Linked DNA regions of Homo sapiens: regions 1, 2 and 4 are each linked to region 3. The links are chromatin loops, found by intact Hi-C in ENCODE. Cell type or tissue: mammary epithelial cell. All regions are shown on one strand. Region 1 overlaps LOC105374318 (a long non-coding RNA gene). Region 2 holds the start of LOC105374318 (a long non-coding RNA gene). Region 3 holds the start of LOC100507562 (a long non-coding RNA gene). Region 4 has its middle 51 kb from the start of TDRD15.

The links. Peaks named below come from ENCODE experiments on the same cell type or tissue, not always from the same donor. Only the 100,000 strongest peaks of a DNase experiment are listed, where the experiment ranks them.
Region 1: it touches region 3 in a loop (13-fold over the local background); 5 of 110 quality-filtered maps call a loop at or near these places.
Region 2: it touches region 3 in a loop (12-fold over the local background); 5 of 110 quality-filtered maps call a loop at or near these places.
Region 4: a loop joins it to region 3, with 6 times the contacts of the local background. A loop is called at or near these places in 10 of 110 quality-filtered maps.

What each region holds. Positions count from the first base shown.
Region 1 is chr2:21,321,953-21,329,952 of GRCh38, forward strand. The region is part of intron 2 of LOC105374318 (a long non-coding RNA gene); the gene reads left to right. Among named protein-coding and RNA genes, the nearest start is that of TDRD15, 200 kb to the left of the region's middle. In mammary epithelial cell, a CTCF peak has its summit at 4,406 (motif pointing right); no DNase peak of the experiment used is centred here.
Region 2 is chr2:21,312,930-21,320,929 of GRCh38, forward strand. LOC105374318 (a long non-coding RNA gene) reads left to right here and starts at 1,192. Exons shown (of 3, transcript XR_939801.3): 1 at 1,192-4,884; 2 at 7,474-7,565. In mammary epithelial cell, a CTCF peak has its summit at 4,410 (motif pointing left); no DNase peak of the experiment used is centred here.
Region 3 is chr2:21,391,503-21,399,502 of GRCh38, forward strand. LOC100507562 (a long non-coding RNA gene) reads left to right here and starts at 4,961. Exons shown (of 2, transcript NR_188506.1): 1 at 4,961-5,382. In mammary epithelial cell, a CTCF peak has its summit at 4,075 (motif pointing left); no DNase peak of the experiment used is centred here.
Region 4 is chr2:21,171,401-21,179,400 of GRCh38, forward strand. No RefSeq gene overlaps it. Among named protein-coding and RNA genes, the nearest start is that of TDRD15, 51 kb to the left of the region's middle. In mammary epithelial cell, a CTCF peak has its summit at 4,636 (motif pointing right); no DNase peak of the experiment used is centred here.

The DNA.
Region 1 (8,000 bases), 70 kb before region 3:
TCGAATAACTTCCATTTCCTTCCATTACATATCATGTACATTCCTTAAACCCTCCACCATGCTGTAAGCACTTTAGGGGTAATATTCAAGCTGACTTCCTCTGTCTCCTATAATAGCTAGCCAGGAGTGTGACACAGACTTCATTTTAGTTCTTATAGAACAAATCAGTGATTGTCCCCCACAAAGCCAAAGCCATTTCTACCTTCAAGTCTTTCTCGGACAATGCCCTCTTGGAGTGCTTCCTTCTGCTCACCTTACATTTTTTGATATTTTGGTGAGTTAAAGTTAATTTTCATCTAAAGTTTCCCTTTTCTTGGCATAAAGCTCCTGATAATCTGTTCTTATCATATTAGTTTTGGTGGCATTGGTAATTAAATTCCCCTTTTTATTCCTAATATTGTTTATTCATGTGTTCTGTACCTTTTATCTTGATCAATCTTGCTAGACGTTTGTTAATTTTATTACTTTTCACAAGGAGCCAACTTCTAGCTTTTGTTTTACCCTCTCTTTTGTATATTGCTTTTCTATTTTATTAATCTGCTTTTATCTTTATTGTATGTTTCTACTTGCTTTGGGTTTAATTTGCTGTTCTTTTTTTAACTTTCTAAGACAGCTGCTTAGTTCAATACTTCTCAGCTTTTTTTCTTTTTCCAACATAAGCATTTGAGATTCTGGTCTTGCTATCACGATCGTTTTAATTGCATTTCATAATGCAGGAAATTGCTACATAGCATTACCATTTAGTTTTAGATATTCTTGAATTCGTAATATGATTTTGTCTTTGATGTGTGAATGATTTAGGAGGGGGTGCTTGTATTTCCAAAAGTGAAGTTTTCCTAGTTATCTTTTAGCTACTATTTCTTACCTAATTGCTTTGTGAATTTAGCATGAAACCAAATCCTTTGAAATGTGTTGAGATTTTCTTTATGGTCCAATATATTGTTGATTTTGGTTGAAAAGATTTCATTGTCTTAATTGTTGGGTGGAATGTTCTAGAAATGTCCATTGTGTGAGGCAGCTAATAGTATCATTTCAGTTGATATTCTTAATGGTTTTATCCTCTGCCTAGGCTAATAGCTACCAAGATAGTTGTTAAACAAAATCTTTAACGTGGTAGTTTGTGTATTTTTCTGTATAGGTATAGAAATATTTGCTTTAAATATTTTCAGGATATATATTAGGTACATATGTATTAAGAGTGATTATGACTTTCTGATAAACTGAAACTGTTAACATTATATAGTGACCTTTTTTCTCTCTCTAGTTATATTTTTCCCTGAGTCAATTTTGTCTGATATTGATACAGTATTATTTTTTTAATATTTATCTGGTATATATATCTTTTCATTATTTTACTTTCAATCTTGTGGTATCCTATGTCTTAGATATGTAGGACATATCTAACACAAAACTGAATTTAAATAAATAACACAAAACTGAATTTATTTTTATCGTCTTCGATCTTTATCTTTTAACTGTAATATTTTATGTGTCAATATTTTTCATAATTACTGATATTCCTACACAATATATTGATTTCTATGTATATATTCATACTCAACATATTTATTTGTGTTTTTTATTTATAGCATATTTTTTTTTGAGACAGGGTCTTGCTCCCAAGATAAGCTGTGACACAGTCCTAAATTAGGGTGGTAGAGATAGGCACAGAGAGGAATGGTAACATGGAGAAGCATCAAAAGGCGTCATTACTGATTACATATTAGACCCAAGGTAAGGGGAGGCTTAAGGGTGTCCTAAGCAAATATTCACCTCGGCTGGAGTGCAGTGGTGTGATCACAGCTCACTGCAGCCTCGAACTCCCAGGCTCAAGCAATCCTCTCCCTTCAGCCTCCTAGGTAGCTGAGGCTACAGGTGCATGTCATCACACCTGGCTAATTTTTTAAAAATATATTTTTGTAGAGAAGAGGTGTCACTATATTGCCCAGGCTGGTCTGGAACCCCTGGGCTCAAGGGATCCTCCTGCCTTGGCCACCCAGAATGCTGGGATTACAGACATGAGCCACTGCACTTGGCCGTATAGCATCTAATTTTTCTATTTATTTTGTCTGTTCTATATTTTCCTCTTTCTTGCCTTACTCTTGAGTTATTTTATGTTTTATTATTACATTTCTCATCTTAGAAGCTTTACACTCTATTTTTCTTCTTTTAGTGAGTACCCTAGAAATTTTAACAAGCATATGTAACTTGAATTCTAGAGTTAATCAATATTTTGACCTTTAGCCTCAACAATGACTCTATAAGCCACTCTCTTTATCCCTCTTATCCCTCTCCTATTTTTTCACAGCTTTGAGATATAATTTGCATGCAATTTGCTCATGTAGAATGAACAATTCAATGATTTGTAGTATATTCAGAGTTGTGCAACCATTGCCACTATCTAATTTTATAATATTTTCTTTTTTTTTATTATACTTTAAGTTCTAGGGTACATGTGCACAACGTGCAGGTTTGTTACATATGTATACATGTCCCATGTTGGTGTGCTGCACCCATTAACTCGTCATTTACATTAGGTATATCTCCTAATGCTATCCCTCCCCACTCCCCGCCACCCCACGACAGGCCCCAGTGTGTGATGTTCTTCTTCCTGTGACCAAGTGTTCTCATTGTTCAATTCCCACCTATGAGTGAGAACATGCGGTGTTTGGTTTTTTGTCCTTGCAATAGTTTGCCGAGCATGATGGCTTCCAGCTTCATCCATGTCCCTACAAAGGACATGAACTCATCCTTTTTTATGGCTGCATAGTATTCCATGGTATATATGTGCCACATTTTCTTTATCCAGTCTATCATTGATGGACATTTGGGTTGGTTCCAAGTCTTTGCTATTGTGAATAGTGCTGCAATAAACATACCTGTGCACATTTTCATTACCCGCAAAAGACACCCATACCCAGTTGCAGTTACTCCCCATTTTCCCCCACCTCTAGCTCCTGTCAACCACTAATTTAGTTCCTGTGACTATGGATTTCCCTATTCTGGAAAATTCATGTAAATCTATTATACAATATGTGGTCTTTTATGACTGGTTTTTTTCACTTATCATAATGTTTTCAAGATTCATCTATGTTGTTGCATATATCATTACTCCATTTTTGTGGTCAAATAATATTCCATTGTATTGATAGGTGTTCTAAATATTTTTAAAACTAAAGTTGGCTTCAGTGATTATTTTAAACTTGAAGGCCCCTTCTTTATTTATTCCCTGATTTGAAATTATTTACTTTGTTGACTCTTCCTGCTAAGTCAAGTCATTAAATTTAGCTTTTTCAGTTCTTTGTAGGAGGCAGTTGAGTCAGGGAGCTACACTGGGGGACAAAGTAACCATCCAAAGGCCTTCTTTTCTGTCATTTGACTCTCCTGCCCATCCTTCTCCACAGATCAAACCGTCTTCACTAGGGAGCCAGCATATTGAGGCCTCCCTCTCCTCATATTCCTTTGGCACTATTTTTAAGCCCTAAGTACGTCCATCTTGACAGAGATGGCCTTGTATTCAGTTACCGCTGACCATGATGAGAAGCCCTGGGTAGACATGGATGATCCCTACTGTTTTTCTCCATCTTTAGAAAGGCAGTCGACTTAGGTATCTTTTGAAAGGCACTCGAACATATGGTAGGGAGAGGGTAGGTACTCAAGAAATAACTATTGAACAAATAAATGATCAGAGTCTTTGACTTCTATTTTCTTCCATGATGATTGAATTCTCTGAGCTAAATTTCATGTATCTGATTCCTGATGCCTGGATAAAGTGAGCTGAGATAAGGAGCTAATAATGCACCACTCTGGGCACCTTCTCTGGGCCTGGCTTTTTGATCTCAGTGGCGTGGAAGGGGGTCAAAGAGCAAGCTCTTATTATTTACAGCATCTACAGGGGTTGCAGGTGGATACAGAACAAATCATCTTCCCCAGCCTGTCGCCATTGATGCCTCAGACTTCCGAGGACTGGGAGGAATTTGTTGCAATTTTGATTTCTCTAGTTCAGAGGGGGCTTAGATATATGTCTATCTTAAGCTCCTTATTGTCTTTCTGCATATCGTGTGGCAAAAGCAAGGTCTCAATGGAGCATATTCAAAAGGGAGATCCAGAGAGGCATTTGGATCAGATCTGATTAAACCATAATCCCCTTATTATTACCACCTTGGAAAGAAAGCACTGCCTAGCACCAGTGGTGGGGCATATTTTAGAGTTGCTTATATGGCTTGTTCTGGTAGGCAGGACACAGTGACCCAGGAGGCCTTATACTGACCTCATAGGTGGGGAAGTTGTCTTTGAATTTGCATTTTTAAGCCAAGCTGGGAATGGAGAGCACTGAGGTTGAACAGATGGGGCTGTGGTGTCTTCACTTCGGGGTAATGAGAAATCAGCATTCCCAGACAGCAGAGGGCTCAGGAGAGACACGATCCAGCAACTTAGGACAGTTTAGAGAGGGATTAGAGAGGCAGTGAAGAATCATCACTGCAGAGCTTTCTGCTGCTTCATGAAACCAACACCCTGCCCTTATTCTTTCTTTCTGAAATAGAAGTTGGTTCATCAGGGATGTCTGATCTTAACACAGTTGAGAGAATGTATATCTCTTTTTTAAAAGAGCGAATAAGTGGAACAGAAATGAAAATATGGTGTTTCAGCCTAGCAATAACGGGGGAAGATTTCACATAAAACAAATCTAATTTATAGTTGGTGCTTGCGAAGGGTTGTGGAGCCTTACACATAATAGAGGCTTAATGGGTATTTGTTGAATTTAATGATTTGAATCATTTGCAGCAAAACAAATTCCACTTTGTCTGAATTGCTCAGATCAGTTTCCTCCTCGCTCCATTTAGTGCAGCAGGCAGGTGAGAGTTTCCATGTGCAGTAGAACCACAGGATGATGGAACCATTGCCCATCTACACACCATCCCCTCAGCCACAGAAGCATGTGACAGTTGTACTGAAACAGAAAGACCTTGGCCTGAGTCCTGGCATGAGTCCTGGCTTTCTAATTTACCCATTAGAAAAAATACAGGACTCGTTGATGAGAAATAACATTTATAGGAAACAACACAATGTCTGGCACAGGCTGGCCCTCAATAAACTTTTGTTACAAAAATAAATTGTGATTTCCCCACAAGGTAGTGTTTTATAAAACTTGGTGACTCCAGCCTGTAATCCCAGCACTTTGGGAGGCCGAGGCGGGTGGATCACCTGAGGTCAGGAGTTCAAGACCAGCCTGGCCAACACGGAGAAATCCCGTCTCTACTAAAAATACAAAAATTAGCTGGGCATGGTGGTGCGTGCCTGTAATCCCAGCTACTCGGGAGGCTGAGGCAGGAGAATCGCTTGAACCCAGGAGGCGGAGATTGCAATGAGCCGAGATCAAGCCACTGTACTCCAGCCTGGGCGACAGCAAGTCTCTGTCTCAAAAAAAAAAAAAAAAAAAAAAAAAAAAAGTGGTGACTCAGTCTCAGTACTTCCTACTAAAATATCCATGCATTCTGAGAAAAACATGGAAAAGCCTAATAGCCTAAAAGTGTGAATTAACCTGTGACTTGTGATGATGTCTGAGATGCCTTTGGATTAATTATGATAAGATCTGTAGTTGATTGGAAATCCTGAGCATGGGCTGGGGCTGATACCTTTATTTTTGGAAGGACAAGCGGCACACCCATAGCCCTGAAGCAAAGTTAGGAGAAGGCTACACTAAATGGAGAACTCACAGAAAAATCTGCTTTCAAAAGAAATTGAGAATGTTTTAGTCCACCCAATTACTACTTATTTTTCTTTATCTGCTCAGAGAATATAAACCCCAATTTAAATATGTGGGTTCTGGGCAGAAGCAGATCAAGTGAGGGGGCTTTTTTCAGTAGTGCAAGTAGAGGAAGGGGTTGTGACGAAAAGAAAGCACTCCAGGAACTGGAGTTTTCATCTGCAATTAAATGAAGATGCCTGGAAGTGGGCACTCAGGGATCCGGAGTCAGTCAACACTCTCCAGATGATGCTCATATGTAGCTAGGGTTGCAGTCCTCTAGAGAGATAATAATCAAAAGAGGTGTTTCTCAAAATATGTGTTAAAATACAGATAAAAGACCCTCCCTAAGACATACTAAATCAGAATTTGGGAAGGAAGGGCTGGGTCTTGGGATTCTGCCTTTTTTAACAAGCCCTTCAGCTGAGTTTTATGCTTACTTAAGTCTGAAAACTGATGACAGTGGATTGCAAACTTAGCTACATATTAGAATTGTTTGGGGAGCTTTAAAAAAAAAAACCTGATGCAGAGGCCCCAGGGTTCAACCAGTTTAAAAGCTCCCCAGCGAGTTCAGTGTACTGCAAGGATTAAGAACCACTGAACTAGAGGCTGTGTATATTAATAAACCAGTAAGCTTAAAATGTGGGAGAAGAATTCCTATGGCAACAATACAGACCGAGAATCCATTCCTTTTGCTTATTGGTTACACACATTTCCAATTCCGAGATTATTAAGCTAATGAGGGAGCAATGGGAAGTGCTGCAATGTGTGGCCAACCAGGCTTTACTAGCAGAGTCAAGGATTAAACACTAGATGCACTCCTTTTAAAACAGGAACGTGATAAGCATGTTCACAATCATTAAAATTTGTTCTGGAAGTTTTCACTAATGAAATAAGACAGGACAGAAAAATGCAAGAGGAACTTGCATTTTTATCCCTCTCATCCCTCTCCTATTTTTCATAGCTTTGAGATATAATTTGCATGCAATTTGCTCATGTAAAGTGAACAATTCAATTATTTGTAGTATATGCAGAATACTGAATATGTGTTAAACAGGTTAGCAAAATTATATTTATTGTTGATGTTAGGGTCTCTTGCCTAGGACACCTGACGTATAACTAATAAGGATGCTTAGCAAGTTGATAAGATAGAAAGCAAACATTTAAAAAGCACTCTCTTTCCCATAATTTAACATTAACCAATTAGAAAAATAATAGATGATGATGTTATTCACATGAGCAAGGAAAATAAATCTAATGTCTTTTTTTTTTCCTTTTTTTTTTTGTTTTTTTTGAGACAGGGTTTCACTCTGTCACCCACACTGTAGTGCAGTGGTGAGATCATGGCTCACAGCAGCCTCCACCTACCTGGTCTCAGGTGATCCTCTCACCCCAGCCTCCCAAGTACTTGGGACTACAGGTGTGTGCCACCACACTCGGCTAATTTTTGTATTTTTTAAAGTAGAGATGGGGTTTTGCCATGTTGTCCAGGCTGGTCTTGAACTCCTGGGCTCAAGCTATCCACCAGCCTCAGTCTCCCAAAGTGCTGGGAGTAGAGGCATGAGCACCATGCCCAGCCCAAAAAGAAATCTTAATTAAAAAGGTAAGATGTATAAGGAAACCACTTAGCATTAATGAGCAGTATAAAAGATGTCTTATATAAATGGAGAGATCCACCTTACGCATAGATAGGAAAGACTGATCTGTAACCATGTCAACTTTCTGCAAATTATAGTTTTAACACAATTTCAAATAAAGTCACAGTGTTTGCTTATTTAAAAATTGATATGATTATTCTAAAGTTCACCTAGGAGAATGAGTGAAGATTATTCAAGAAAATTGTGTAAAAGACATACATGTTACCTGCCCTACTGTTTATGACAATGTACAAAACTGAAAAATCCAGTGATATCTTTCAAGAGGAAAAAGTATTGTAAAAGACAGAATAGAAAAATGAATGAAATAAAAAGTGTTAAAACATCCCTAAATTACATATACATTCATGTGATTTGATAGTATTTCAGATCCTTGGAAAAATTAATTATTCAACAATTAGAACCAGAACAGTTGATTTACCTTTGAAGAGCATACTCAGGTTAGATTTCTACCTCGTGTAACAAAATTAATTCCAATTCAGTTAAATGCCCTTTTATAAATCAACATAAAAATGAGTACCTTAGTAGAAAATATATAAAGTTTATAAACCATTTTTAAACGAAGAAATGTAAGTGACCAACAAGAATGTGAATTTAAA
Region 2 (8,000 bases), 79 kb before region 3:
GAGGCACTAAAAAACCAAATAGGCAAAATGACTCAGCTGGATGATGGCAGCCAGCCTCTGTCATCAGTTACTTCAGTGCTGGCTTGAGGGATACATGAACAGAATGGCCATTATGGCAGAGGTGAATGCTACACCTGGGTTCAGCAACACGGATTCTGAGTTACCAAGGCTAATCTATTTACTCCCACCACCAATGTCCAGCCTGCCAGCAACAGAGGCCAGTGCTGAACACTCAAATTGCACCATTCCTTGAAAATATAAAGTGGCCACTGGTGGCAAGATGATAACACTGGACCCCTCTCATCCTGCGAGGTGAGCAGTTTCCTTTCACAGGAATAAACACATAGAACTTGTGTGGGTATAAGATTTTCCCGCCTACAGGGCCCAGCCAGCACCACTAGCAAAGAGTTTATGTAGTGTTGCATTCAACAACATTGGATCCAACTGGAAAGGGAAAGAGGGAGGGTGGGATGGGGTTGGGGGTAGGGGAGAGAGAGAGCAAGAGAGCTGCATTCCCAGAATGAAAGGAGTTCACATGCCTAGAGAGGTATCAGTAAAGGGGAGTGGGAGACAGAAAGTTGGAAGGTTTTTCAAGGGGTGGATCATGGAAAGGCCTTGTAGGCCATGCTAACAAGTTTGAGCCATATGGATATAGGTAACCAATGAAGGACTTTTTTTTTTCTTTTTGAGACAGAGTGTCAGTCTGTGGCCCAGGCTGGAGTGCGGTGGTGCAGTCTTGGCTCACTGAAACCCCTGCCACCTGGATTCAAGAGATTCTCATGCCTTAGCCACTCACGTAGCTGGGATTGCCAGCATGCCCCACCATGCCTGGCTAATTTTTGTATTTTTAGTAGAGATGGGTTTCGCCATGTTGGCCTAGCTGGTCCTTGAACTTCTGGCCTCCAGAGATCCTCCTACTTTGGCCTCCCAAAGTGCTGGGATTACAGGCGTGAGCCACCGTGCCAGATCCCACTGAAGGATTTTAGAAAGGTGGGTGGCATGATTGGATTCGCCATGAACTCCTTATTATCTCGGACTTTATTTCTTACCTTATTTGTTGAGAAGAAGAGGGATGTGAAATTTGGAACTAAATTAAAATCCATGTGAGCCAGGCCTCTGTCCTATTTATCTCAGAAGAATGCCCTCTCATTTTTATAATGAGACAATCGCCAAGATTATACTTTTTTTAAAGTGGCAAAAACATACAAAAGGAGTAAAGGGGATCTTTGCCTGCTCATATTTGTGAAAACCAAGAACAGAATATAGAAATGCCCAAAGAGCATGTTTGAATACATCTCTTTGTAAAACATGACAGAAAGGAGTGATTATTTAAATTGGACAGGACTTTGCATTCCTGGCTCCTTGGTGGCAGTGCCTTTTGTCTGAACTCTTTTACTAGAAAAATGTCACAAAGGATAAAAAATGAGTCCAATAAGTTTTATTCAATTTCAGAGTCTATTATATATTCTGTTTTACACAAAGCATATAATTTTAAATTTCATAGATAGGCACACTGAACATACACTTGGTAGATATACAGCTATTTGTACGAGTGAAATTGAAACCCTCCAGGGAGGGTACATTAATAATTCCTTACTTGTAAGACAGAACAGCCATCTCATATTCCAAACAAAGCCCGGCCAGCACAGAAGTGATTCATGGTCATTTATGAAAACTGATTACCAATCACCAGATTGTAAAGCCATGGCAACATTTATTTTTCAATCTCATAAACAATAAAGCTCCTTTTTGTTAAACACATGAGGGACCTCTTTCCCATGGAGGAGTTAGTAAATGCAAAAGCTAATTTTCCACATCTGACAGCATTCATGAAAGCTGATGAATACATGTATGATAAACACATATTTCAGTAGAAAGAAAAATTAATGTGTATATACCTACATAGCGTTTTCTTTCACTGGGGTGTTGATCTGAGAGTAGCGGTCAGGGGAACCTGAATCTTTTATTTTAGTGCCTCAAAGGCAAACATTTTCCTAATTGGACAGTTTAAAATATTCAGTTCATTAATCCTAGATAAAAGCCATATTCATATTTAGCTTAAATGGTTCTTTTCAACAAGATATATTAAAATTGTAGTTTCTTTATTTAATAATGAGAAACAAGAGATCACAATAATGTCTGATTTGTAGCTTATTCTCGATACTTGGTAAAGACATTAGACAAACCATTTATGAATTTTCTGTCAACAAAGTGTCCTAAGGTACCACCAGGAAGAACCAGCATGGTTTTGTGACCCACAGGTCCTGCTGGGGCTGCTTTTTCCTATTCCAGTGGTTGAAAGCCAGGCCAAGTGGACACAAAAAGTAGCAAGGTCATTCTCTGCTTGGCCTTCACTTGTTGTGTCAATGTCTGTTATGTGTCCCAGGGAGACAGTAACTTCTCCAAGGTCAGCCTGAAAGCCTGGAAGTCTTCTCCCCCATCCTGTAGCCAAAAGTGGTGGTGAAGGGATATGAAATCCAACACTGAGTGAAGGGGTAGGAAGAGGGTGGGGGGATGGAGGAACACAGGCAAATCAATTTCCCGTGATGTGCATAATTGGTCTTACACTTGGAAGTGCTTCTGAAAACATTTTCATTCAGAGTGAGCTGAAGAAGTTTAAGAAATAAGCAGTCCTAAATCAGATGATAGGTTGGGCCATTTTCAAGGGTCATGTGGCCAGAGCTGAGCAAGTTGAAATTTTGCTGGCAGAAGTCCATTGGTATTTTTGGACCCCTGTAGGAAGAATAGGTAAATGTAGATTTTAGGCAATGTGGCTTCTCCTGATGTAACTCTTGAGTTTGACTTTGAAGCACTGGGCCCGGACTTAGTCTTTCCAGAGCCTTAGGACCCCCATGTCTAGGTATTCATTAGAAGAGGCGAATCCATGTCCAGTCTTTGGCTCCTGCCTTGTTACATCTCTTCCTTGTCCTTTGGCCAAGCTCTGCTCCAGGCTTGAGCCTTTTTTATTTCTATAACACAGTTTGATTCACTGTTGTTGAAAATCTTGAATGGTGGCATCATTAATAATACATTCATTACCTCAGTCAAAAATGGCCAGCGTTCTGCCTTCTTATCTGCTTCCTTGAGCATTTTATTGCCAAACCATGAAAAGAAGTGGAGTTGTGGGGGCAAAAGTAGTTCAAAACTTCCAGTCCAGTTCTGGCCGCAAGAACAATCTTTAATTCTTGTTTTGCACCAAATATACTATCCCTTCTGGGTCTGTTCTAAGCTGTGTAAGCAGATAATTTCCAGTTTTTCAATGGCATTTTTAATAGTTACCTTCTGGAATTCAGCTTTCAAGGGATTTCCTGATAAGAGCTATGTAATCAGGATGGAATCTCTTATTAAAAGGATTTTCCTTTTCCAAATCTTGAAAAAAGTCTGTTTCTCTCTTCTCAAATTATCAGGCAATCTATCAATAATTGAAGGTGAGATTGAAACTATGACCTTGGCAGGTAGTGCAGAAGATTTGCTGAAGTTGTTTAATAGTGTGAGCTATTTTTTAGATTACGGAGTGTTTTTAAACTATATTAAAAGTAAACTTCTTTTCACACTCTTCAGGGGCCTGGGAACAGGTTCATTTGTTCAACAAACATGTCACTTATTCAACAATCAGTACTATGAAAGTAGAGGAAAAGAGTGAATTGAGGAAGTTTCCAGTTGCCCTTCACACTGACTCTCCTTGGCACGTTGCTGCTGATGGGTCCATCCTTGGCCTACTTACCATGGTGTCGCACAGTTATGAGGACAGTTCTAAGTCTGTCTCTGGATAAATGATGTACCAGGCCCTAGTGCATACAGACCTTCACCTGAATCACAGGGGGTATGTTAAAATGGCTGCAAGCCAGATACACAGTCAGTATCTAAATGGAAGGACTGGAAATCTGTGTTTCCACAAGCTCCCCAGGTGATTCTCAGGCTAACTAAAGTCTGAGAATTAAAGCATCAGAAATTGTGCCTAGAAGCCTGCCTTTGTAAGTTAATAGAATGATCTTGGATGATCTATTTAACCCCTCAGTACCTCAGTTTCCTCATCTGTAAAATGGCAGATAATAACAGTGTCTACCTCATGGGAATAGTTTTAAGGATTATGTAGTTATTAATTAAAAGATGTTAAATGCTTAGACCAGTGCTTAGAGGTGCTATGTAACTGTTTTCAATTATTATCACCATTAGTTCTAGGATTGCTTATAGCTGGACACTCAGCCTGTACGGCTTTCCCTATGAACCTTCAGCTGTGCCCAGTTTCAGGGCTCAGCAGGGTGTCTGAAGGCAAGGTCTCTTGTCTTGTGCTTAATTGGGAGAGGATGAGCAGGGGGCATATTGTGAAGCAAGGGGGCTCAGAGAGCTCTGGGCAGTAGACGTGGTGATTGAGGCCAACTTTCGTTTAAGTCTCAATACTGCCCCCTCGTGGCAGTATAAACTAAGGCCGGAGCCTATTTCCGTTACCTGTTAGACGGAAGTGAAAAAATTAATGGCTACTCCCTTTCATCTCTTCAATTTTGCCTTTTTTTTAACGAATCGTTAAAATAGGGACATTTCCTGTTAACTTGACTTTGGTATTGTGTTCTCTGACCCAAAATTGGGAAACCACGCTGAAGGGTGATTCCACAATGAGCTGGTCAATCTTGGCTATCACCTTCCTCCAAGTTATATTGTGGGAGGCTAAGTAAAGAATTAGGAGAGAATGGAGAGGCGGAGAGTTCTTTGGAGATAGAGTGTTAGTGTGCAGAACGTTCCCTCCTGTCCTGTCTTCTGCCCCTTCCTCCTCTCAAAGCTGAGTGGGAAGGGGCTTCACACAAAGATCAGGAAAGCTTGACGTATGGCTAGTGAACTTTAGGAGGGAGAGGTACTGGGATGTGGCTCAACCAGAGAAAATCCCAGGTGAGCAGCTGGCTGGAGTTCCTTGCGGTGGCAGAGCAGGGACAGGGCTACCATAGAGTGAGCTGCCCTCCCACCACAGTGGGGCAAAGGTGCTTGTTTTCTGTGGGCCAGATGTAGAGTCTGATGGACAGAGGAGGCCGTGGGCCATCTTGCAAAAGAACCTTGGCCATGAGGCGTCCTGCTTAGGGGTGAGGTGGGCTCTGCAGAAGGACTGCACTATTAGCTGTAGAAGCCATGGAGCATCCTGCGGGGTTAGCTAGAGATTGTACTAGGGAACTGCAGTCAGAGAATGGGGGGTGGAGGAGAATTTCTAAATACCCACAAAAGCAACCTGGGAGAGAAAGGATCAAGTCCAACATATGGACAATTACTACACTCAAGGTACCAACACTAGATTACAACTCTGCCTGACAAGAGAGGCCTTTTCTTTCCTTCCTTATCTCTTTTCCCTTCCCTTCACCTGACTATGGAGAAGGCAGAAATGGTCAGTGAGGGAGGAGGTGAAGCAAACCAAATCTGAAATTGTCCACACCCCTCCAACTCTGCTGATGTAGGATGTAGATTTCTGAGCCTGGGACAAACCAAAGCTTGGCAACAGGAGAGACTTTATATTGAATGAGGGTTTGAAAGTTTAATATTAAACTTGACTGGGGCTTTCCAAATCATGAAGTAACTGAAAATGCTGTAGGAACTGTCCAGGATTTTATCTGACAGGGAAGACTGATTCTACGGAGTAGGTGTAAAGGGTCAGCAGTGAGATAGAAGAAAGTTACCTTTGGCTTGCACACTGCCAAGTCCAGCTGGTTCACTAAACTAGGTAGCCTTGTAATATAAGATTCAAAGGCGCTAATGTGTGGGAAAGTACTTTGAATATTATAAGGTGATGTACATACTTTGAAATTAAAAATATTTTTATATATAGGTGTAGCTAAAAAAATAAGACAGAAGAGACCTATTAAGCACCTACTCAGTGCAAAGTTGACCTTGCTTTCAGTGTTTAGAGGATGCAGGAAAAAAATACGACATTGTTCCTGCCTGTGGGGAGCTTATTGTCTCTAAAGAGCGACAGTTGCAAGCCCCACCATTTCCTTATCCTCTTTTCTGCCAGGTCAAATGAAGTCAGACAGCAAAGGTGATTGAATTTTCAATCTTGAAAATACATCATGGAACCTGATTTTCCAAAGAAGTGATTCAAACTGAACAGCAAGGAAGCTTAACTTATTGCTGCCTGTCTCAGAACTCAAGCTCACACTTCTCTTTTCTTCAAATACTCGCCTGTTTCTAACAATCTGCCCACTGCTCTGGGTCCCGATGCCTCGACGCTGCATCTTGCTGCCCCGGTACTCTCTTTAACCTCAGGAGAAGAATCCCCACCTCGTGTCACTAGAATGTGGAACAGAGAAGAAGGAAGAGCTGACATAGTACAGACCAAGAAGATTTTAAAAACAAACAAACAAACAAACAAACAAAACCACATCCAGTTCCATCAGCCACACCTGGCAGTAAAGCCCTCAGTGGCCAACTCAGCAGTCCCACTTTGATTCTTCTTAGACGGCAGCATCTTCTTAGATAATGCTGTGCCTGATGCACAGTAGAAGCTTAATAAATACTATGACAAATTAATGTCTTTACTGATTATATATAGTTTTCTGGGTGAGAGCAATGAAGATAATCCTATGTCTTCCTTAATCCAGGCAACAGACAGCTTTCTGTTTAAAATTTGTGTTCTGGATAATCAGGGTATACAGAATGCTGATGTATTACCATAGTATCAAACTACAATAAGGCAATGTTAATCTAGCAATATATATAATGAGAATATTGGCTACAACAGAAAAACAGGGGCTTGTCTGGTCTGTATCTCTCAAGTGTGAGGAAGCAGTTTAGTCAAACAAGTTGAAAAATAAAACAAAATTTAAAAAGGATAAAAAAAAACCCTGGTTCTTTGTTTTCCAGGGGAGACCATCTCTATACTGAACTAAATTTAACTTCCCTATTGTGTATGATCGCCCTCCAATATGGGGCTACTCTGCCCAGAGGGACGACTTTGCCCGTGATGAGGATTAATCCCACTCTTGACCCACACAGATGGTTTTAGTGACTGTATCTTTTGTGCAGCTCCATTTCTTCTCAAAATGTGCAGATGAGATGTTTCTTCCAGCCTCTGGATATTGAGGTGCCTGGGATACCTGAGTGAGGGAAGAAAGGAGCACCAAGAAGTGGCAGCTGAAGCCAGATTGCACAAGAGAGAAAGGAAGACCATCCAAGGCAGACAGAAAAACTCAAGAGAGCAGCCGTCTGGGGCTATTTATCACATGAACAAAGTCAGAAGCCTTTCAATCTTCCTCCTGTATTACATCAGGGTTCATTTTTAAAAGATACGCAACTTGGTGATCACAAGTTATTAAAAAAAAGTAGAAGAGATGGAAGTGTGGGTGTCATGCGTTGTGAAAAATTGTCCATTTAAAATGGATACAAAATGGAAGCCCAATTTTATTTAATGACAGTAAACTTATCTAGAATGCTGCATTCCCATAGCCTATCAGCTGAGAATTAGTTGATTGAACACCTTCTGCTTGTCTTTGTCAGGCCCATAGCTACATGAAGACTGGTCTCTGTCCTCAAGTTGCTTACAGTTTGCAGGTGCTACACCAATGGGTATCATTTGTATCTCACATAGGGTGAGTATTGATGGTTGCTCTGCCAAGCCTTTTAGTGACTCTTACCTTGCTCTTCACGCAAAGAATATATCATATACTGCTGTGCCACCCAGGGCCATTCTCTCACAAATTAGAGCTCCTTGATCCTGATCCTCAGAGTTGTAGAATGAATTCCACCCTAGGATCCAGAAAGGAGTTTTGGGGAGGGTTTTGGAAATGGTGCGAGAATAACCCGCAACCTAGGGAAGCAGGCTGCATCACAAAGCATGAATAACCAGGCCCCACAGTGGTTCGTGGAGCTCCAAGCAGAATCTATCTGCCCAGAGGCAGCATGTGGTTGGAGGGGAAAGAGCCTACCTGGTAGGAGATGACCTAGCTGTCAGTCATCCTTTTAAAGCTACAGGCCTTGGGGGAAATATTTTTCTTTTGGAACCTCAGTTTTATCATCTGAAAACC
Region 3 (8,000 bases):
AACCTGTGCCTGGCAATGGATTAGGTCCATTAAGTTGGTTTAATCCTTTATGTCTATTTTTTTTCCATTAAAATTAGTTCATTTTTGTCATTAGCTTCCTGAGTATCATTCTATGTTCATAACTGCTTTTTTTCGTCATATAGATATACTCATAAAATCATATATGGTAATGTTTATGTGCATTTTACAGAGTTACTTCAATGCTGTCATAATGTACCTTTCCTTTTGCAACACTTGTAGTTAGGTTTTAAGATCTACGTAGACAGACAGATAGATTGAAGAAGTATTTTCTTCTGTAAACACAATACATTTGGTTTATGGGCCATTAGTTTGTCTTCAGTGTTTTCTGTTGAAGCAGTGCTATGATAAGCATCTTTTTATATGCTTCTTACTTCATTTGTGCAAGAGCTTCTCGGGGCATGTAAATAGAAACCAAATTGTAGGATCATAGGGTGTGTGCATTGCCAAATTTGCTAGATGATGTCAAATGCCCCTTCATAGTGGTTCTACCTATTTATATTCCCTCTGGAAGTATAAGAGGGTCCCTGGATCCCCATATCTTTGCAAAGGCTCGTTAATCTCATAGGGTTAATGATGTAATGTTCTTGGAACTGTGTCTGACACTTAATCAATGCATATCCCTATGACTCTTCTACAGCAACTGCAGTAACAGCTCCTATTACTATTATTATAAAATCACTACTATTTACTTATTAGAGTATGCCCCAGCCTAGAATGAGTGCTCAGTAAATATCTTTTGAATGAATGGATGCGCAATCCCTAGAGCCATTGTATAAAGTAACATTATGAGGAAAATGAGGCTCTGAGAGGAAACTCACTTGCCCAAGGTTGCCAGTGATGGAACTGGGCCTGGGACTCAGCCCTATTTGTCTCTAGTGTGAATTCAATTTCCATTTTATTCCACTCCCCACATCACTTCAAGTAAGAGTGATTTTTTTTATACCATTCTATCCTCTATAAAAATTCTGGAAGATTAAAATCTGTAATAAACAACAAAAGAAGAATTATTTAAAGATGTTGGTGAAGAGGATGGTTACTAGCCACGTCAAGTGGCCTTGTTTAAAGGGTAGCTTGTGTGTATTACCCTGCTTCCCTCTCCCCTTAGCCCAGGAAGCCCTGTCTCCCAGGAGGGGGCTTCATAGCCTCAGAATGGGCAAGCAGAAGTCTGCAGCTGAAACCAAAGTCCCATGTCCCCCAGGCTGCCCAGGGGCACATTTCTTTCCTACCTCCTCTGTAAGCTGTGCCTGCTGCAGCAGCCTCCCTGGGGCAAGCACTGCCTCATCTGACAGGCCATAATTTGGGTCATTACACTCTCCCATGGGCAGTAATGACATTTTTTCTTTTCTAGACACGACCTCTGCACAGCTGCCTCATGGGAGGGAGAGTTGATTACTCCTCCACCGTGGCTCCTGTCTTGCAGAAGCCGGCTTCTGAGAGGCACTGCCTTAGTCTGTGGAGCTGCCTGTTTTGTGGCTCTTATCTTCTCAGAGAGGCTCTGCACCGAGGAAGGGAAATCTCTTTAAAGGGTCACACCCTGAAGGCTGTGACTTGGGAATAGTGTGGGAATGTAAGGGCCACAGGGGAATCATTCCTGCTCAAAACAGCTCTGCATTTTACCCAGAGAGATGCTTTGCATTAAATTCTGGGGAGGCTTAAGCTCAGAAAAGCACCCACCTTAGAATTATGAGAATCATCTTGCTTAGGTGAGTTTCCTTCAAGAAAACCATTTAGATGAACACTAAAGAGTGAGGAAAGCAAGTCCTCTGGGGAAGAGGCAGCCGGGGCAGAGCTGCAGGGGAGTCAGAAGACAGAGCTGGTCCTGCTGCTCCTAGAGGTGCCAGGGGGTCACAGGAGGGGAGACAGGCTGGTGATGGATGGCGATAGTGCTGGCTTCCCCTTAGAATGCTGTCTGAGTGCCAGCTTTACCCAAAGAGGTATTTAGAGAGATGGTGGGATACGATGGATTAAACACACTGACCCTGGGGTCAGATAAAATGGGACCCAGTCACGTTCTGACAATTACTTCCTTAGGAACGTCAGCAACTTGTCAAACCACTCTAAGCTGTTTCCTTATTCGTCAAATGAGGAAATTGCTCTCAGAGTCTTAGGGTCCTGTGCATCCCAGTGTTTTATGACTCTAAGAAGGAGCCATATTTCTATAAAACTGCCAGACTGGGCGCCGGGCTGCCCGCCGCAGACACTGTCTGTCTTCTGGGCCCGGACCCCAAGCTGCAGTTGATTCTGGGTCCTGACTGCATTCACTCCAACTCGTTACCTGTGGCACTGGCTGTGGGGGTGTCTTTGTCAGTGTGGGGTGCTACAAAAGAGTACCATAGACATGGTGGCTTATAAACAACAGAAATTTATTTCTTGCAGATCTGGAGGCTGGAAGTCTAAGGTCAGAGTGCCAGCATGGTTGCATTCTATGGAGGGCTTCCTTCCGGTTGTATTCTCATGTGGCAGAAAGAGGGCAAATTCATTTTTTGAAGGTCATTAATGCAATTCATGAGGGTTCTACCCCCATGGCCTAATCACCACGGCCCAAAGGCCTCACCTCCTCATACCGTCACCTGGGGGGTAAAGATTTAACATGAATTTTGAAGGGGCACAAATATTCAGTCCATTGTAGGGAGTGACACCTCTGTACTCTGTAAGTACCAGGGATTTGGTTATTTGCAAAACTCTGATTGAGGTCTCCTCTATTTTCTTATTCCTTCTTAGAAATCTAGTTTTCAAACTGCCAGCAATTGAGCTTTTATCAGTAATTTAATTAATAAGTTATTTATTTGAATTACTTTAATGTTCAAAAGTGATTGGCTAATTCTTTTTCCTAACCTAATTTCCCTGAAAGTGGGAAGGTGGGAGTAAGGGTATCTTGGGTTCCTGGTTGAACCCAGTTTCTCTTTCTGAGCGTTCTTAATAAGGAGGTATAGGACTCTGAAATGACCCCAGGGGATCATCTCTTCCTTTTCATAAACATCTAGCACTTAACATGAGCACAGTCAGCAGAAGCCAGGACATCATATTCTCTTGAAACGTGATCTCTGAATTTTCTCTGTCTTATTAGCTTAAGTTGCAGTACATGTTAGAGAGGGGAGACAACATAATAGTCATTTTAAATACCTGTTAAATTGATAAATAAACACATTGAAAGTCTAAGAAATCACTGGTGACTTCACAGGGGTACGTTCAGGGTTCTATGTAGAGAAGTTGTAGTTGTGAGCACTGTTTCAGCATTGAGATGGGAGTGGAATCCTAACCCCTAGGGTTTGTAAGCAGAAATATGTGGGACTGAGTGTCAGCACAATGCTGCCTGGGTGAGAAATAGAGGAGAATCTTATACTTTTAATAGTTGGAGACTAAAGGAGCTTGTATTATTTATGGAGCTGCTTCTCTGCCCTTTGCTTCTCCACCGAGGCAAGCCAGTGTTCGGGAATCTCTTGTTGGCTGGCACCTAAGCATCCATCTCTTGAAGACTCCAGCCCAATTTAGAACCCCCACTGGCAATGTTACTGACATATGGTTTATGAACATTTCAAGGGTTGAGAAACTACTTTCTTCCAAGAGCAGACTATGCCATTCAGCACTGCTAAGTAGCTCTACAGGTACTAGGAGGCCACAGGTTAGGAAAAGCCGAGTGCTGCCTTGCTATAATTCCTTTGCATGCTCTTTGGAGACATCTACAGGTCTCCGTGGCTACCCCTCAGACAAACTGAAACACGCTTGACCTACCCCAACCCTAGGGCTTCCCTTTTCAAAGTTGATTATCTAGATCAGGGCTTCAAATCTTCCCCAATCCTGGGAACCCTCCCCTGAGCAAGCTCCAGTTGTGTACTGAGCTTTCCCACAAACATGTCATACTTCTGTCCCTAATATACAATAATCAAGACGTGACTATGTGCCCCGGAGAATCCTAAAGGGGCTCTTCCATCCTGGGGAGTCATGAAGAGAGGAGAAAGTCTGGACTCTGCTGCGGATGGTTGGCTGGAGCTGGACTAGAGCATGAGGTCTAATGCCCCAGGAAGAGGCAGCTCTGGGACCTCTAGTGGTCACTGTCTGTCTCTAACACACACATGCACACGTAAGCACATGCAAACACAAACACTTACACACCAGTTGGGGTAGAGTCAGTGGGAAACACTGAACTGAATTTGTTCTCCTTTTTCATCCTCTCTCTGGTGAAGCATCACCAGCAACTGCCCATCTGCCCCATCTAGGGCCTTTTGGCTGGAGAGAGGCAGCATTTGAGTTCTGTGTGAAGCTCTAGTGTGTCCTCTCTGCTCTTGGGTTTCTACTTTCTCAGTTACAGAAGTTACAAGTTTGTTCCCCACTAGCAGTTAGGATTAACTCCTGCAGGACAAGTATTTTACCGTCTCCAGCTTTTATTTTGTTCTCAGCTCTATCACAATTCACAGTGTGATTTGGGACAAATTGTTTGCCCCTGTAAAGTGAGGAGGTTGGATAAGGCAACCACTAAATTCCTTCCTGTTTTTATAGGAACGTTTCACCCTGCAGGACAACGAGCCAGAGCCTTGCATACCAGGGGCAGGCATTAGACCACACCCGCTTTGACTGTTAGACTCATCTGCAGTGCTTGTGCCACTAGTGAGATGCGCCTAATGGGGGAGTTCATCCCCCACCTCACCCTGGTGTAAGTAGTTTACTGGATGGGAATTTGGGCTCCTAGAAGTCTTCATCTTACTATTTATGTACCACCTCTGAATTGAACAGGTGTTATAAAAGGGTAAACTGATGCTAAAAGCTACCTCAAGAAGATGCCTGGAGCAGGGTTCAAGATCAATCTAGCTTTTAGTCTCAGCCATAAACCATCTGAGCTTTGGGTAAGTCACTTGACCACCAGGCCGGTTTCCTCATTATGACAGAATGGAATTCTGAATTCCCTTTCTGTTGTAATAGTCTGATTGCACAATTTTCCATTAGAGAAGTTTCATACCTGTTAGATCTCCTGCTGCCAGGAACTAACCTCCTGGGAGACAGGTCTTATCGTCATCCAGGCATATAGGAGGGTGTTGGGAAAACACTTGTAGTGGATGCTGGATTGTGCCATTCAGAGCCAGCTCCCTTTGCTATTGAAGAACTTATTTCCCTACATGTCAGGACTTCTGCTGGCTGATGGCCCCCAGCTGTGAGCTCTTTCAGGCATCACCTTTGGCTGCAAAAGGCTCCCTCTCCTGAAGTTACTACCTGCATCCCTGGAGGCAGACTTCATCTCATGTCTTCATCCAAAGTTTGAACAAATTGGCTAAGAAGGTGCTAGACATGTAAAGGGACTATTTTTTTTCTTAATTCAAATGTAGGAGGAGTATGGATCTCCAGGAACCAGAAGAGCTGCATACATATGTGAGTGGATTCTGAAAGTGCTGAAGTGAGGGGGATGCAACATTAAGTTGGATGAGGGAGGATTTGTTAATATGAATGCACTCGTCTGTGATACAGAATTTAACAACCTGGCAAGACCCCCAGGAGAGGGTTCTAACATGTTGTTAGGATGGCTCTGAAAAGCATGAAGAAACTGATGGCTCAAATCATGTAAGGCAGAAATACCAGAATTGCTATGGCAGAGGGTGGATCAAAAGTCTCAGAAAAATGAGCATGTAAGAATACTATGTACTATTTAATGTGGAAAGTCCACCATGTGGTTATATTTAGTGAGAGGACACAGAAGATGCTCTGTTTCTCAAAGCAATATGAGATACATCAAAAAAAAAATAAAAAGGGCACCAGCATCTCCCAGAACCTATTGGTGGCTGTCCCTAATAAAGAACTAGTTTCACTAACAGTAATAGTATCATAAGATCCCCCGAATAATAAAAGTAGGGTGGTAGTGCTTAACAATCAGAAGGAAAAGAGGTGAAACTATGGTAATGAGGTAAGGTCAGAGTGGTAAATGAATGCTGTGTCCCAAATAGGTAGAATACATGAGTCTGGGAAACAAGAGGTAAAAGAAGAAATGGCCCATTTCATCATCATTCCCAGAAAACTACTTGTTGGAATTGGAATTAGGGCTTTCTGCTCCCACAACTCTGGGCTCTGTGGATTTAGAAAATTAGGTCTTGATTTCCAAAGGAGATGTGCTTGTACCAGTGGACTTGACAAGAGTTCCATTGAACATTGAGTTTCAGCTGCTACCAGGCATTGTGGGCTCTTTGTACAAAGGGAGTAGGCAAGGAAAGGAGTTGCCATCAAGTCAGGGGCAAGTGACCTTGATAATCAGGAGAAGGTAAGGCTACTGTTTTATAATGAGGATAGGGAAAATACTTTTTCCACCCCTTTGCCTAACTTTAATGGTAAATGGACAAAGATGGCAGCCATGGCCTGAGAAAGGCATGATGTCCAGAGGCTCAGACTCCTCAGAGAGGAGGGCCTGGATCATGCCACTTAGGTAGCAGAAGTGCTGATGGAGGGTAAGGCAATTGAGAATGGGTAATAGGGATGGAGATGATTAGTATCAGTTGAGGCCTTGAGACCAGCTGTAGCAGCAGAAGCTGTAATTTGACCGACTATTGTTTCTATTATAAGTTTACCCAGGAAAAGAAGGCCCCCATGAATCCTGGAGGAGCTGATATTGGAACTTTTATAAAAGGACTCTAGGTGGCACAAGAGTAGATTATAGTAGACCTAAGATTGTGCTGCCCTGATCTTCCCCTTAAGGCAAGCTTATGGCTTACACCTTACAGCTCACAGCTATCTGCCCTTTCCAGGAATTGCCCTTGGCTGTGAAGAGCCCCCTTCCCACAATCAGTCTTCCTCAAAGGCCAGTCATTGCAGAGACATAAAGCCCAACTGCAGACAATTCTGGAAGAGCATTCCAGCTCCAGATTTCCCTGTGGGGTCAGCTGAGACTGTTGTGATTGCACTGAAGATCAACAGTGCAAGATGTTCCTCTCCCCAGAGCTGTTTGCCTTTCTTTCCCTCTAGATATTAATCCTGAGAGCACTGCCCAAGACACTTCCTGTAGGCTACTCTGTATCTCAGAGCCCACTCTCTGTCGACCCTGACTTACAGGAGTACTTTTAAAATATTGAGCTTGATACAAGAATTATTATCATCATAAGAAGGATTATTTATATATTAGGTGCTCAATAAATATATGTTGAAGCAGTGATGAATGTCATTGCAGGACATTTTAATATGCTCATTGCTATAATCTCCTTAATGGAGTATTCATTTAACATGTCAAGCTCTGATATTAAACAGAATCGTATAAATCCTGTCAGAAAGAAAAAAAGCCTTCCTTTGAAAAGCTCAGCATGAGGTATTGTATCTTTTAATGGATCTCCTTTGGACTGTTCTATATTCACTTGCCCAGCAATCCTTGACTATGGGCCTATCCTGCACCTTTTTCTGGAGTAACCAGGGGAAAAGTTATGTAAATTGTGTACGTTTTAAAAGTTTGATCAAACCAACTCTGACTAGATTAGAGGTCAGCAAACTTTTTATTTAAAGATGCAGACAGTAAATATTTTGTGCTTCAGGGGCCACATGGTCTCTGTTGTAATTATTCAACTCTGCCATGATAGGGTGAAAGTTACCGTACATAATATGTAAATAAAAGAGAGTTACTGTATTCTAATAAAATGTAACTTACAATAATAGGTGTTAGGTTACATTTGGCCTGCAGGTGATATTTTGCCATTCACTAACCTATATAATATACAGAACATAAGAAATGAGATGGCTACTTGTCCTCCTTGGCCTGGAATTAGCTACCCTCTGTGTCATGTCCCTGGTATCACAAATTGGCTAGTCTTCTCAATCAACAAATATGTATTCAACCTACAGTTCCTAGGTATATAAAGGTAAACAAACATGATCCATGGCTGTTAGGGGCTAATACAGAAGCAGAGGTGAGTCATGGTGGTACAGTTCCTTAAATATTCCAAAGGATCCATGAAGAACAGAGTTCAATGAAGACCCAGAAGAAGGGGTGACAGATTCTTCTTGCAGATTCTTTGAAA
Region 4 (8,000 bases), 220 kb before region 3:
CAGGCAGAAAAATATTGCATGATCTCCCTTTTATGTATGTCTTATTTCATCTTCTGTTGTTATAACAGTATTATAAATTGACTAATTTATAAAGAAAAGTTTATTTAGCTCATGATTTTGGAGACTGGGAAGTCCACGAGCATGACACAGGCATCTTGTGAGGCTCTCCTTGCTGTGTCATAACATGCCAGAGGGCATTGCATGGAGAGAGGGCAAGAGAATGTGCGTCAGCTCAGGTCTCCTTTTATCTTCTGTTAAAGCCACCGTTTCGTCATCAGGACCCCAGCCTGATAATCTTATCAAATTCTGATTACCTCCCAAAGGCCCCACCATCAATCAGTATATGAATTTGGGTATTAAGTTTCAAATGCATGAAATTTGGGGTCACTCAGAAGTCCATAGTCTCATTCGAGACTTCAGACACAACTCATTCTGAATCAAATTTTCCTCCAGTTGTGAGTCTGTGAAATCAAAATAAATTGTCTACATCCAAAATACAATGGTCAGACAGGCATAGGATAGACATTCACATTCTAAAAGGGAGCAACAGGAAAGAAGAAAGGGTAAATAGGTCCCAAGTAAGTCTTGTTGATCTAAAGGAAGAAACTAAGACAACAAATATAATTTTAAAGAGCTTATTTGAGCCAAGGTGAGGACAGCTGCCTGGGAAACACTTCCAATTTGCCTTGGGATGTACTTCATTCAGCCTTTGTTACAAACAGATTTTTAAAGGAAAAGAGGGGTACAAATAATGGCTTAATACAAGGTTGTTAGGAATTATCATTAGTTTGCAAAATGATATTGGTTAGTGATTAGCTATACATTGTTGAACTATATGGTATGAGTTATGGTGTCCAGCATGACTCTTGTCATCCACAAGGATGGCTAAAGAGTAGAAATGAGAGCTCTCTTGGTGATACCACTTTGCAGACTGGGAAGAGATGGTCCCTGGCATGTGCCGAAGGTGCTCTCTGAAGAGAGGAAGGATCGAATGGGTTTTATGCCTCATAGGGCCTGTATCACACAATAGTATCATAATGTTCATCAAGTTTTGGGGAAAAGCTATACATATTTATGAGGGGAGCTGAGCACATGTGCAATGAGTAAACATATATGTAACATACATCCCATGTTCACTTTGGGATGGATTTTAGCATTAAAATGAGATGGAATTTGGCTGTTCATGTTAAAGGTGAGCCATAGGACACAAAGGAAGTTTGGTTGAAACTGGCTTAAGGTCTGCAGTTATCAGAAAAGAATGTTTGTAGGGCTGGTCCTCTGTCCAATCAGAGTTGTAACAGTCTGGGCTCTAAATCAGAGTTAGGAGTAATCTGATAGCTCCTACAGTTATGGAGTTTCGAGCTGTAGAAATTTAGAAATTTGCCATGCCAGCTGGGTCCTGAACCCTCCATCCATAGGTAGCTTTGTCCTTAACCTTAGGGTCCATCTTCATTGATAAAGGGGCTATTTTTATCTCACATTCTTTGAAGCAGCCCCTACTCCACATTTCCATTTGGCATTGGCCTTGTAGCACTTTGCCCCTGCAACAAGTCTCTATCTGGGCCTCCAGGCTGTCTGTGACATCCTTTGAAATCTAGGTGGAGAAAGCCATGCCCCTACAGCTTTTGCATTCTGTGCATCTGCAGAATTACCACCATGTGGACAATGCCAAGGTTTATGGCTTGTTCTTTCTGGAGTGGCAGGTCAAGTTGCACCTGGGGCCACTTGCGCCACAGCTCAATGACTTAAAAACTGAATTTATAATGAAAAGAGAAGCAGAGTGGAAAGATTTGGAAAACTCTCAGCCTAGCCTTGTAAAGTGAAAAATCATGTTTGGGAGAAGAAACCAAGGACATGGTCCAGCTACCATTTGCTAAGGAACTTAGCACTGATAGAAGGAATCATCAAGACAATGGGAGAAAGGTCGGGAAGGCATATTAAAGATCTTCTAGGCTCCTCCTCCCATATTAGGCCCAGAGCTCCAGAACACAGAATGGTTTTACGGAATGGGATCATGGCCCCCTACAGGGTCTCTACCAGTTTCTGCTTCCTGTGCTTGATATAACACTCCTTGGTCACCCCAGCTGTGGTTTAGGTTTATTTAGCAAACATTCAATGATTTAGGTACTACCCCCACCCCACCCTAGATAGTTCTTAGAATGCAATATTATTTATTTGTTGATATATCTGATTATATATTTATTTCTTGAGGATAGAGATTATCTCATTCACCTTAATCATTAATAGTTAACAAGGGATCAGCACGTAACAAGGGCTCGGCAAATATTTGTTGGTTTAAACATATATCATGCAGCAGGAGCCATATTAGCCACATTATCTATATAATTCTTCTGTCAGCAAACTTTACCCAAGATAAGATCAATTTGACTTGATCTTATGGCCTAGAAAGAAATTATTATACAGTATGCTTATATTCTTATCATATGGAGCCTAACCTTTATCATGTATTAACTGGTAATCTTATTTTATCAGTACCTAAAAGTTTACATTATGAGAGCGATGGCAGCCAGCTAGGGCAACATGTGTTCAAATCTAGAAATGTTGGTCTGAAGATGTATAAAATTCCGTTTCTGGAGTATCTCTTTGCTTGACTGTTTTACATAATTGAAATGTTAATCATGTGATTTAATATTTAGAATAGTTTTCCTAAATATGAAATTAAATTATTAAATCTATTTTATTTTTGAAAAAATGACATTAAGCTTTGTTCTGTAACACATCTGTCTGATCATGTCACCACCTTTATCCTTCCGGCCTTCATCTCTTTACATACCTCCTGGGTATCTTCACCTATTCTCTTCTACCATCCTGCTTATTCTCACATACTGAGCAAATGTTTGTTTCTTGCTAAATTTTTAAAAGTTCATTTATCTTATCACTCTACTAGGGCTACAAGCTTCTGGGCAGTGACTGGACCTTTTCTTTCTCTTCCTTTTTTTTTTCTTGACAGGGTCTTCCTCTGTCATCCAGGCTGGAGTGCAGTGGCACGGGCAAAGCTCACTGTAATCTCAAACTTCTTCGCTCAAGGGATCCTCCCTCCTTAGTCTTCTCAGTAGCTAGGACTACAGGCATGTACCACTACACCCAACTGATTACTTTTTGGAGAGACAAGGTCTCCCTATGTTAGCCAGTGTATTTTCTTCGTATATTATGGTGCTTAGGATATATGGTCAGCATGTAGGAGGAGCTCTGATTACTCAATTAAAAAGTTTACCCACATGTTCTGAATTATTCTGCCTTCAATTTAAGATGTGTTTTACTCTTTCTCGTGGATTATATTGAAGAACACATCCATATTTTTCCATTTACCGATACGATGTGCCAACCAATTGTTTGAGGTGTATAGCTTCATTTCTTACATCTCCCCTGAAGTGTAGACCCGTATATTCTATTGTGTCCTTGACATTTTCACGAGGATGCCTAAAAGGCAATTTAAATGTATGTTTTAAATTTAATTCTTGTCTTCCTCCCCCATACCTGCTCTTTCCCCAGTGTTCTCCACCTTAGTGATTGGCTTCTGGTTCACCTGGTTGTCATGACAAAAACTTTAGCATTATTGTTCATTGCTGTTTTTCTGTCATATCCCACAGGCATTCCTATTGGCGTTCCCTTTAAAACACAGCCCTCTTAACCTTTACCCCCTCCACTCCACCATCAGTTTCTCACCTGGATTACTGCAACAGACTGCTCTTCGGCCTCTCTGCTACTCCCTTTGCCCACCCCCCAGCACACACCAAGTCTGTTCTTCACATAGTCGGAGCCAATGAAAACCCAAATGTGATCATGTCCGAAACTTCCAAGGGCTCTCCTCCACATTTAAATAAAATTCACAGAATCTGTACAGCCTGCAAATCCCTGCACATCTGGCCCTTCACTGTCTTTCTGACCTCATCTCCCACTATTCCCATTACTCACATTCTCTAGCCACACTGTTCCTGTACAGATCTTTAACCACGTTTCTGCCTCAGGTCCTTTGTACACGCCATTGCTGCCCCAACATACTTTTTCTCAGGAATATATACATCTCTCACTTAAGTCTATTGTTTAAACATTGTCTTATTATAGAGGTGAATCCTGACCATTCTTCACAAAGTAACATATTCTCATCTCCGTAACTGTTTCCTTACTCTATTTTACTTCATAACCTTAATGCCAAACTCACATTATAATGCAGATATATTTTTATCTTCCTCCACAAGAATGTAAGTTTTTTAAAGGAAGAAATTTGCTTGTCTTTTTCACTGTAATCCCTGTACTTAGGGAAATTGCTGACATATAATATGTCCTTTTAAAATGCAATTTTTGAGTGTGACCGAATTTCTCTCTGTGCTCAATTTAGAGTACATCTGCTTTCTTATTTGTTGTTCTGCATGAGATTGGGCTCCATTTTTAAGATTGCTGGACTGTATTTTCTAAGGATGTCTTTAATTTGTGCATTATTAAACTTATAACCTTCTGAATTATTAATTTGATTGTGCATTCCTTTTAGGATAATTCATCATATATTTCATCTTTGATAAGTCATTCTTAGGAAGATGGAGTGAAAAATAAAGATATCTTTTAGAATTTAAAAGTAGAAATTTTGGCCACCAGATGGAGACCCAGTACTGACTTTTTGTGATAGGTTGACTATCCGAGAGAAGTAACCTTAAGAATACATGCTTAAACTGAAATGCATTTTTTTTACTCCTCATTTGTATATTTCTAGCAACTTTACTCATTAGAGATATTATTACCTATATCAAGGAAGGTGTGGAGTGGTTAGCAAGTTGTACTAGAGAAGAATCATAGAATATAAAGCAACCAGAGGCGAATGTATTTGAAGATCAGGGTTCTTAGCTGATTCTCTGGTAAAGTAAGGTCAGAAGAGAACAGGCTGTTGAAGAAAGTGAAAATGTGCGGGTAATGCTGAGTGATGGAATGTTAGAGCCAAGGGAAATGTGTTAGAGGGGAAAAGGGCCAGACAGGAAAGAGTTCAGAAGGGAAAAATAACTTGTGATAAAATAGGTGTAACTACAGCGTGCCTTCCTGACACAGCAGAGTAGAGAGACAATAAGAGTCATAAAGTAGATTTCAGAACGTCTTTGGTGGCAAGGATCTTCTAACTGGCCAGGCAGGTTGGATCTGCTTGTTCATTCCCAAATGAATGGGGACATTGGCTGACTTTATCACTCTATCTCTTTTATTTTTGGAATCATTTTTCCACAGTGCCATGTAATGTGGAGACTACATGTACCACATGAGGTACCTAAATATAACAATAAATACATTTCCTCTGGAGTTCTTAGCAAATAGGATTTCTTCATACTTGAAAGAAGAAACACCCCAGAAGGGAGAATTAAATAATTTTTCAATTTTTACTCACTGAGTTTTATTTACCTTACTTTCAGCAGTGGCCACACAAAAAAATCTCTTTATGCCAATGCCAGGAGGAGAAAAATAGTTCATAGCTTACATGCTATTTGACCTAAACATTAGAAGAGAAATTTGCCTTTTGTTTCATCGTCACCTTACGAAGAGGTTGATGATCTCTGCTCTGTTTTTCTTTCACCCCACAAACAGCAATAACCTTTTAATTGCTCTCTCTGCCTCTGCTCTCTTTTCTGTCCAATTTTGGCCCTCTGCAATCCTATGAAGCTAATTTACCTAAAACAAAAATGACCCAGCTGTATTTTTTTTTCCAACTAAAATCTGTCAGAGACTGCATTGAGTGCAGGGTAGAATCCAAACTCGTTAGCATAGCGAATTCTCCTGACCCTGACCCTACCTAGATTCTAGACTTGATGTTCAGCTCAGGTGTAACTTTTGAAGCCTTCCTTAACTCTTCTAGCAAAAGTGATAGAGCCACCTCTTTCGTGTTGTCATGGTTTTGTTTGCACTGTTACAGTAATCCCTTCTTATGTGTAGTTTTGCTTTCCACTGTTTCGGTTACCTGCAGTCAGCTGCAGTCCAAAAACAGGGGAGTCTAGTACAATAAGGTATTCTGAGAGAGTGAGAGAGACCACATTTACGTAACTTTTATTACAGTATATTGTTATAATTATTGTTGTTAATCTCTTACCATGCCTAATTTACAAGTTAAACTTTATCATCGGTATGTATGTGTAGGAAAAAAAAACATAGTACAGGGTCCCACATCCACAACCCAAATCGATGGGTTCAGTCAACTGCAGATAGAAAATGTGACAACAAAAATAACAAAAATATTTTATTGAAATATTTTTTATTTCAATAAAAATAACAAGACAACAATAAAAAATGATACACATAAAACAATATGGCCTCTTGGGCAATGTAAATATAAATTTACATAGCATTTACATTGTATCGGGTCTTATAAGTAAGTTAGAGACAATTTCAAGTATACGGGAGGATATGCATAGGCTATATGCAAATACTACACCATTTTATATCCAGGACTTGAGCATTTGCAGATTTTGGTATTCATGGGGGTGCTAGAGCCAATCCCCCAGATGTACTGAGGGATGACTGTATATTTCTGTTTTGGTATGACCCATGGTTTTATGGAATCCACTGAAGGTCTTGGAACTATCCCCTGAAGATAAGGGGGACTACGGTATTAAATCACTTTTCACCTTATGTTGTATTTAATTTTATTGATTTTGATCTTACATAGGTTTTGAGTTCCTTGAGATCGGGGATCCTATTTCCCAAGGTCTTCAGTGAAAGAATTATTTACTGAGAATTATTGTTACCGAGAGAGCAATTAGCAAATTTTTTTGATGAACCTTTCAATTTTGTTTCTGTAACCTTCCAGTTTTGGTTTTGTAAAAAACTATAGTATCATTTATTTTCTGTCATTGTTTTCTACAGACTTTAGATAACCAATCTGATTTAAAAATTGTTTGCATTTTAATGTTCAAAACCAAAATAGCCTCTTGGGCAAATAGAAAAACAAAGAGGGTATTGTTATTTTAACCTCTTATAATGTAACTCATTCATTGCCTTTATAGTACATCATGAATACAATTTAATAGAATCATTTTCTCTTTTAATAGTTACATACAAATTGAACACCAATAAGGTTAATCAGTAACCATGTAGTATTAATCAACATGAAGAATCAGTTTCAATCTACATACTCCCTCTCAAAACTGCTTACATCAAATGCACCGAAACAACAGTATAGAAATTGACTGAAGTACAGGATAGTGAGTACTAGTAATCCCAATATTGAGGAATACTTTAGGATTCATTTATTTATTTATTTGGCAAACATTTATTCAGCATCTACTATTTGTCAGGCACTGTCCCTGACCTGGAGAATATCTGTAAATAAAAGAGTCAGCTCTCAACTCTCATGGAATTTAACATCTCATTTTGGAGACAGACAGTGAGAAGTAAACAATAAATGAGCAATATGATTTTGGATAATGGTAATTGCTGTTAGGAAAATCAAGCAGAGGAATAATGTATAGAATTGATGAAATGTGAAGAAGCAGTTTTACTTTTTTTTCTCATCTAAAAGATTATGTGAGCAATGATGGTAGTTTAGATTACAGTAGTAGTGGTAAATATGGTAAAAAGTATATGTATATGGGATATATTTTGGAGATGGAGGTATCAAGACTCTGATAGATTGGATGTGAAAGATAAAGAGATTTTTAAAAGGATGATTTAAAGTTTTTTTTTCTTTTGCTTGAAAAAAATCTTTCAGATTTTAGTAAAACAAATTGGATTTTGAAATTCTTGCACTTTTATGCTTAAAACTAAAAGGATATGGGGATGGTTTACTGGACTGGGAGGATGTTCAATAGACATACAGGGTAAAAAGGAGTGGGAGACCCAAAGTATTCATCAGTCCTAAATACTCTTGCTTACTCTTTCAGATCACTTTCTCCCTCTTATCTAAGAAATTCTATACTTTGTGGCATTATCAAATAATTCGATAAATCTTAATATCATCACCCCAACAACCATTGCCATGTAAACCTGGAAATAAACTAAAATGTCTAGTG